2 separate regions of the Homo sapiens genome follow, and region 1 is linked to region 2. Evidence: read pairs that join two places in POLR2A ChIA-PET (ENCODE). Cell type or tissue: OCI-LY7. All regions are shown on one strand. Each heading gives the region's core, and the rest is flanking DNA. Links, peaks and the distances in the headings are about the cores only.

Region 1 (2,916 bases), core at 268-2,767, 160 kb before region 2:
TACTAGTCCCCAAAGGCCCATGGCTCCCCAATCCCTTGGGGACTGCAGACCTAGGCCCTCTGCCATTCCCCTGCAGGGCTATTTATCAGTGGCATTTGCACTTCACACACATATGTTCAATTTTTAAGGAACAGTTTCATCACCAGGAAAGGGGATTTATGGGAACAAGCTTCAAACCCAGTAGGAAATTCAGAGGTACTGAGATTTAATACTCGACTCAGCTTGACTTACTTAAAGCTGCTCTTTACTCGTTTCCTTCCTCCACCCTCCAGATTCACCAGATCCACTCAAAACTTATAAACTCCTTTAACACCAGAGACTGTGTTTTATAAAATGCTTTTGGTGTATTTACCCAGCCCCTGCTATGGTGCTGGGTACCCTGCAGATACTGTAAATGTTTGTGGGTAAGAATAATTCTACAGGGTCATGGTAAGCAAATTACCGTATGTATCACTGTTTACAATGTTCTATTCTTTCAAGATCATTTAAAAATGTTATTTGGAAGAGCTGTGACAAAGGGTATAAATTCTATTTAAAGAGGTAGGTATTTACTCTTATCCTTAAAAGGTAATTTTAAGCAATCTAAAACAAATTAAGTTTTCCACCAATTTCGGGCTTCCAGGGGAGTAAGAAAGGGCGGTTGCCAGGGAAATCTTCTCCTGATTGGGAAGCAACAATCATGCCTAGGGATCTGCACATTGCATAATTGTAATTTTCCTATTCTTGCTCTTTTTTTTTTTTTTTTCTGTTTTTGCTATGAGAAGAGCAAGCTAAAAAGGCTAAAGGGACATTTAAGCCAAGTCGCATTTGTCAAGGTGAAAGCTGTGTGGAGCAGAAAAGCAGTTCTCCCAGCTGCAAAGAAGATGCAAAGAAATCGAGTGAGTAGGGAATCTGAGAGCCCACTAAAAGTGCTTAGAAGGCCAACACATTACAGCCATTTCTCTAAAAAGTTGTAGGCAGGAACCTAAAGTCCAGGGTGGAGCCTTCTTACAAATGCTAAAACGCTGTTGGGATGCTTCAAGGCTCCCAAGCCACCCTTAAAGGTGTGGCTGTCCTGCAAGTTTTCTAATCACCCACTCCCTCCTCCAAACTGTTCATGCTTGTTTAAACAGCAGCTGCAAACAATACTTGGTAAGGCAGCCCCAGACCAGGAAACAACAACACTCTTTCACTTCAGAATTAAGTGTTTATTATTTTGAACCCTCTTTTAGCAGTGCTAGAAAATTAGTGACACGAGAACGTTTATGCTTATTTGAATGGTTACATTTTATTTTAAAAACCACGACTGTTGAGTGGGAGCGTGCACCCCATTCTCTTCTTCTTTTTTTTAGTTTATTGGTTCATTCACTTAATCATCACGGATTCATCAGAGGCAAGGTAATATTATTAAAAGCTTTGATGTCAGACAAATGCACATTTCTACCAATTATTATGACCTTGGGCAAGTCGTTTCATCTTTTTTTTTTTTTTTTTTTTTTTTTGACACAGAGTCTCACTCTGTCGGCCAGCTGGAGAGTGGTGGCACCATCATAGCTCACTGCAGCCTCAAACTCTTGGGCTCAAGCAATCCTCTTGTCTCAGCCTCCCAAATAGCTAGGACTATAGGCACATACCACCACCACACCAGCTACATTTAAAAAATTATTTTGTAGAGATGGGGTCTTGCTATGTTGCCTAGGCCGGTCTCAAACTCCTGGAATCAAGTGATCCTCCTGCCTTGGCCTCCCAAAGTGCTAGGATTACAGGCATGAGCCATTGCATTTTACCTTTTTGAATCTCAATTTTGAAGCAGTAAGATGGAAATAGTAATGCCTATTTCATACAACTGTTGCAAAGATTAAAATAAAGTAACATAGGCACTGCCCCTAGCTCATTGAGATTATTCCATAATTGTCAGATTTTTTCATGAATGTCAGATGCCTAACTCTCCTTTTTGAATCTCAATTTTGAAGCAGTAAGATGGAAATAGTAATGCCTATTCTATACAACTGCTGCAAAGATTAACATAAAGTAACATAGGCACTGCCCCTAGCTCATTGAGATTATTCCATAATTGTCAGATTTTTTCATGAATGTCAGATGCCCAACTCTCCTTTCATAATGTACATTTTTCTCCTCCTATTTACCATTCCTTTTCAAGCACAGGAAAGTCAAACAGGTTGATCCCTAAGTCACTGCCAAGCACCCTTATTTACCTGGCTGCTGTCATTGAAATACCTTGTGCTTGGGAAGGAATCAACAGCTGCTGAGGGGTAACTGTGCAAATAGAAGCCTATCCCTCATGCCCACCATTCAATTGCTACTTTTCCTTGCTCTACTGCCTTTGTTTTCACCAAATCAACCAAATGCCTAGGTTCCTTCCTCCCAGTTCTTTGGTTCCTGATGAAATAGAACTTTGCTTTATGTACTCACAGCCTTGGGTTCATCAGTTTTCCTCCCAAATCTCTGCAACCCAGAATAGCTCACAGAATCGCACAGGCCTGCCCTTGTATATTTTCAGGACATATGCTTCATTTCAGCTGTCCCGGCTTTCTAAGTGTCTTCATTCCTTTTGTGGCTCTCAGATTTCCCAAAATCTCACGCATTCTCATTACTCCACACCTCACCATGCAACTTCCCATCCTGAGATAATCCGCTCTCAAAGAGTCACGTGCACATGGCTTCATCTCTCAATCATCGTCTCACAGACCATCATTGGCACAGACTGTAATCTATTTAGCTACACTTTGATAACTGCAGCCCAGCCAAAGTGGGGCACTCAAGCTAGATGCCCTTGGGGAGAGACTTTTAAAACTAAGCGTTCCTACATCTGATAGAGTAGTTCTTGTAACTTTTCTTTCAAAGGGTTGTAACCCACTATTTGTTTATTAATTTTTTCCTTCAAACAGACCTTAAAACACTATGATATTATTTTCT
Region 2 (2,916 bases), core at 169-2,668:
TCTGGGGGCTCTAAGGACTCTTTGCACTTTACCTCTGCCTGCTTTGTCCAAGCTGATTATGTGTCCACTAATACACTTCTCTCATAATCTTTGTGGGCATCCTTTGAATCTTACTGGGTTTCTTTCTGTTAAATGAAACACATACCTACAATTCTCTTCAAGATAGTCCCTTTTTTGGTCTGGGCTCAGAGTTGGGTGCTGTGGGACAATACCCTTAGGATTCTTAAAAGCCTTTTTGTCTATTTTGGAAACTCTATGAGGTACATCCTTAAATATTTCTACAGTCATTAAAAGGTATTTTACAGCCACCCCCTAGGAGTGTTAAAACAATTTTTGTTTTGTTTTGTTTTGTTTTTACTCAACACATTCTAGCTCTTTATTGTCTCCAAATTTTGTTTGAAAACTGAACAGTTCTTTTTTGACTCATCTTTCTCTACCTGCACCTTTTACTGTGTGTAGCTTTAAAAAAAATTTTTTTTTTAAATTTTTAAATGGCACTTTAAGCATTCTGCCTAGAAGTTTTCTTACTAAAATCCGTGGGTTCCTTGGGTATATTTTCTATTTTCCACATTACTACAAGTGATAATGTTAGCAAATTCTCTGCCACTACATTAATAGAGTTACCTTTTCTCCAGGCTCCAGTGACAATTTTCAGTCCTCCCAGCCTTCACCAGCAGTCTTCTCAAGACCTTACAGCTGGCCGGGAGCAGTGGCTAACTCCTGTAATCCTAGCACTTTGGGAGGCCAAGATGAGCGGATTGCCTGAGCTCAGGAGTTCGAGACCAGCCTGAGCAACATGGTGAAACCCCATCTCTGCTAAAATACAAAAAAAAAAATCATCCAGGCATGGTGGCAGGCGCCTGTAATCCCAGCTACGTGGGAGGCTGAGGCATGAGAATTGCTTGAACCCAGGAGGCGGAGGTTGCAGTGAGCCAAGGCCGTGCCACTGCACTCCAGCCTGGGCAACAAAGTGAAACTCTGTCTCAAAAAAAAAAAAAAAAAAAAAAAGACCTTACAGCTTCTTCCCTCTGCCTAAACTTGACACTTAGGCTCAGCTGATGTTTATGAGTGTCTGCATGTGGCCTTTCCATCAGGACCGTCTCAGGACTTGTAACCTGCTGTCTCAGGCTTCCCGGAGGGAGTGGTCCATGACACCAGAGGGGAAGCTGCCTGTTTCATGAGATCTGGGCAGACAGCATCATTTCCTCTGTATTCTAATGGTCAAAGCAGCCACAGAGCTTACCCAGATTCAAGGAGAGGAGACATAGCCTCCACCTGTCTGTGGGAGGAGTGTGGAAGAATTTGTGGCCATTTTTATTCACCTATAAGTGACATCATAGAGGGTTTTGCAGTCATGTTAAGGCTTTTTGTCTTAAGAATTTCACTGGGCACTCTGGTACATGCCGATAATCTCAGCTACTTGGAAGTCTGAGGCAGGAGGATCACTTGAGCACAGCAGTTTGAGACCAGCCTAAGAAACATAGTGAAACTTCATCTAAAAAATAAATGAATAAAATAAGAGTTGGAAGGCTGTCACATGATCTTTTGAAAAAGTCTCTCCACCTGCAGCATGGGAATAACTTAGAAAAAGGATATTAAAGGCTGAAGTTCTTTTTTAGTTCCTCTTTCTCTATTGTGCCTTATCATACAGTTTCCTGTGAACATTGCTGTCATAATTTGGCCCAGGGTGATGACAGTTGAGACAAGAGAACTGCAGATTATTGAGGTATTTGAATATAAAGTTAGTTAACTAATATTTCTTGAAGTCCATTTAGGGCGTAATTTTGTCTCCAAGTAGCCAATAAACTTACTTGTCAGATACCTTGCCAATATTGGAACCCTAAAACACCTAAATATTTACTGCAAGTTATATGTATTCACTCTGCACATAGATTTTGACTAACTCCCTATAAAGAACAGCCTCTGAGTAGAAATAGACAGTGGTCAATATAATGAAATCTCAGTACTCAGCTCAATAACATCCATAATTGAAATAACGTATTTGAAGTACATTTGCTGGGATTGATAAGATCCTCCTTGAGGATACTCGGGAATGATCACCTTTTCATTCAGTAAATATTTTTTGTGTGTTTGCTCTATGCTACAAATTTCTGGGCAGAGGAGTTACAGCAGCAAACAAAACAGACCAGGTTCCTGCTCTCCTTCTGATTATATTCTAATGAGGAGGACAGAGGTAAACAAGGACGCAGATGTGAAATCAATGAGATAACTGCAAACAGTGAAAAGTGCTATTTTTAAAAAATAAAAGAAAGCCAGTTGTGGTGACAGGTACCTGTAGTCCCTGCTACTTGGGAGTCTGAGGCTGGAGGATTGCTTGAAATCAGAAGTTCAAGGCCAGGCTGGCCAACAAAGTGAGACCCCCACCCCCAATCCTTTTAAAAAATAAAAATTAAGTAAACAAATAAATAAATAAGAGCAATGGGATAGAGTTATTTCTGGCCTGCTCTAAATATAGTAATCAAGGAAGACTCTCTGAGGAAGTTATATTTGAAGTCAAATGTGAACAAAAGAAAAGAGCTGGTTATAGGAAGATTGGGCAGTTTAGGGCAGCAGGCAAGAGGGAGCGAGCCGCAAGTACACCAGCCAAGGGCAGAAAGGAAATAGCATTGCAAAGCACAGAAAGAAACCATGTGGCTAATGGGTCCGGAATAAGGGGAAAAGTCATGTGAGATGAAGTAGAAGAAATAGGGAAATAGGCCGGGCGCGGTGGCTCATGCGTGTAATCCCAGCACTTTGGGAGGCCGAGGCAGGCGGATCATGAGGTCAAGAGATCAAGACCATCCTGGCCAACATGGTGAAACCCTGTCTCTACTAAAAATACGAAACTTAGCTGGGTGTGGTCAGGCGTGCCTGTAGTCCCAGCTACTCGGGACGCTGAGGTAGGAGAATCGCTTG

Evidence for each region. ChIA-PET counts read pairs that join two places held together with the same protein. Peaks named below come from ENCODE experiments on the same cell type or tissue, not always from the same donor. Only the 100,000 strongest peaks of a DNase experiment are listed, where the experiment ranks them.
Region 1: POLR2A ChIA-PET joins it to region 2 with 22 read pairs; 2 of 35 experiments call an interaction of 5 or more read pairs at or near these places.

The regions. Positions count from the first base shown.
Region 1 is chr18:3,819,854-3,822,769 of GRCh38, reverse strand. The region is part of intron 4 of DLGAP1 (DLG associated protein 1); the gene reads left to right. Among named protein-coding and RNA genes, the nearest start is that of DLGAP1-AS3, 57 kb to the left of the region's middle. RefSeq lists an enhancer at 687-1,188. In OCI-LY7, for the core only: no CTCF peak of the experiment used is centred there; no DNase peak of the experiment used is centred there.
Region 2 is chr18:3,659,664-3,662,579 of GRCh38, reverse strand. The region is part of intron 7 of DLGAP1 (DLG associated protein 1); the gene reads left to right. Among named protein-coding and RNA genes, the nearest start is that of DLGAP1-AS6, 8.1 kb to the right of the region's middle. In OCI-LY7, for the core only: no CTCF peak of the experiment used is centred there; DNase peaks (open chromatin) are centred at 1,229 and 1,649; H3K4me3 peaks cover 1,750 bases; H3K27ac peaks cover 2,500 bases.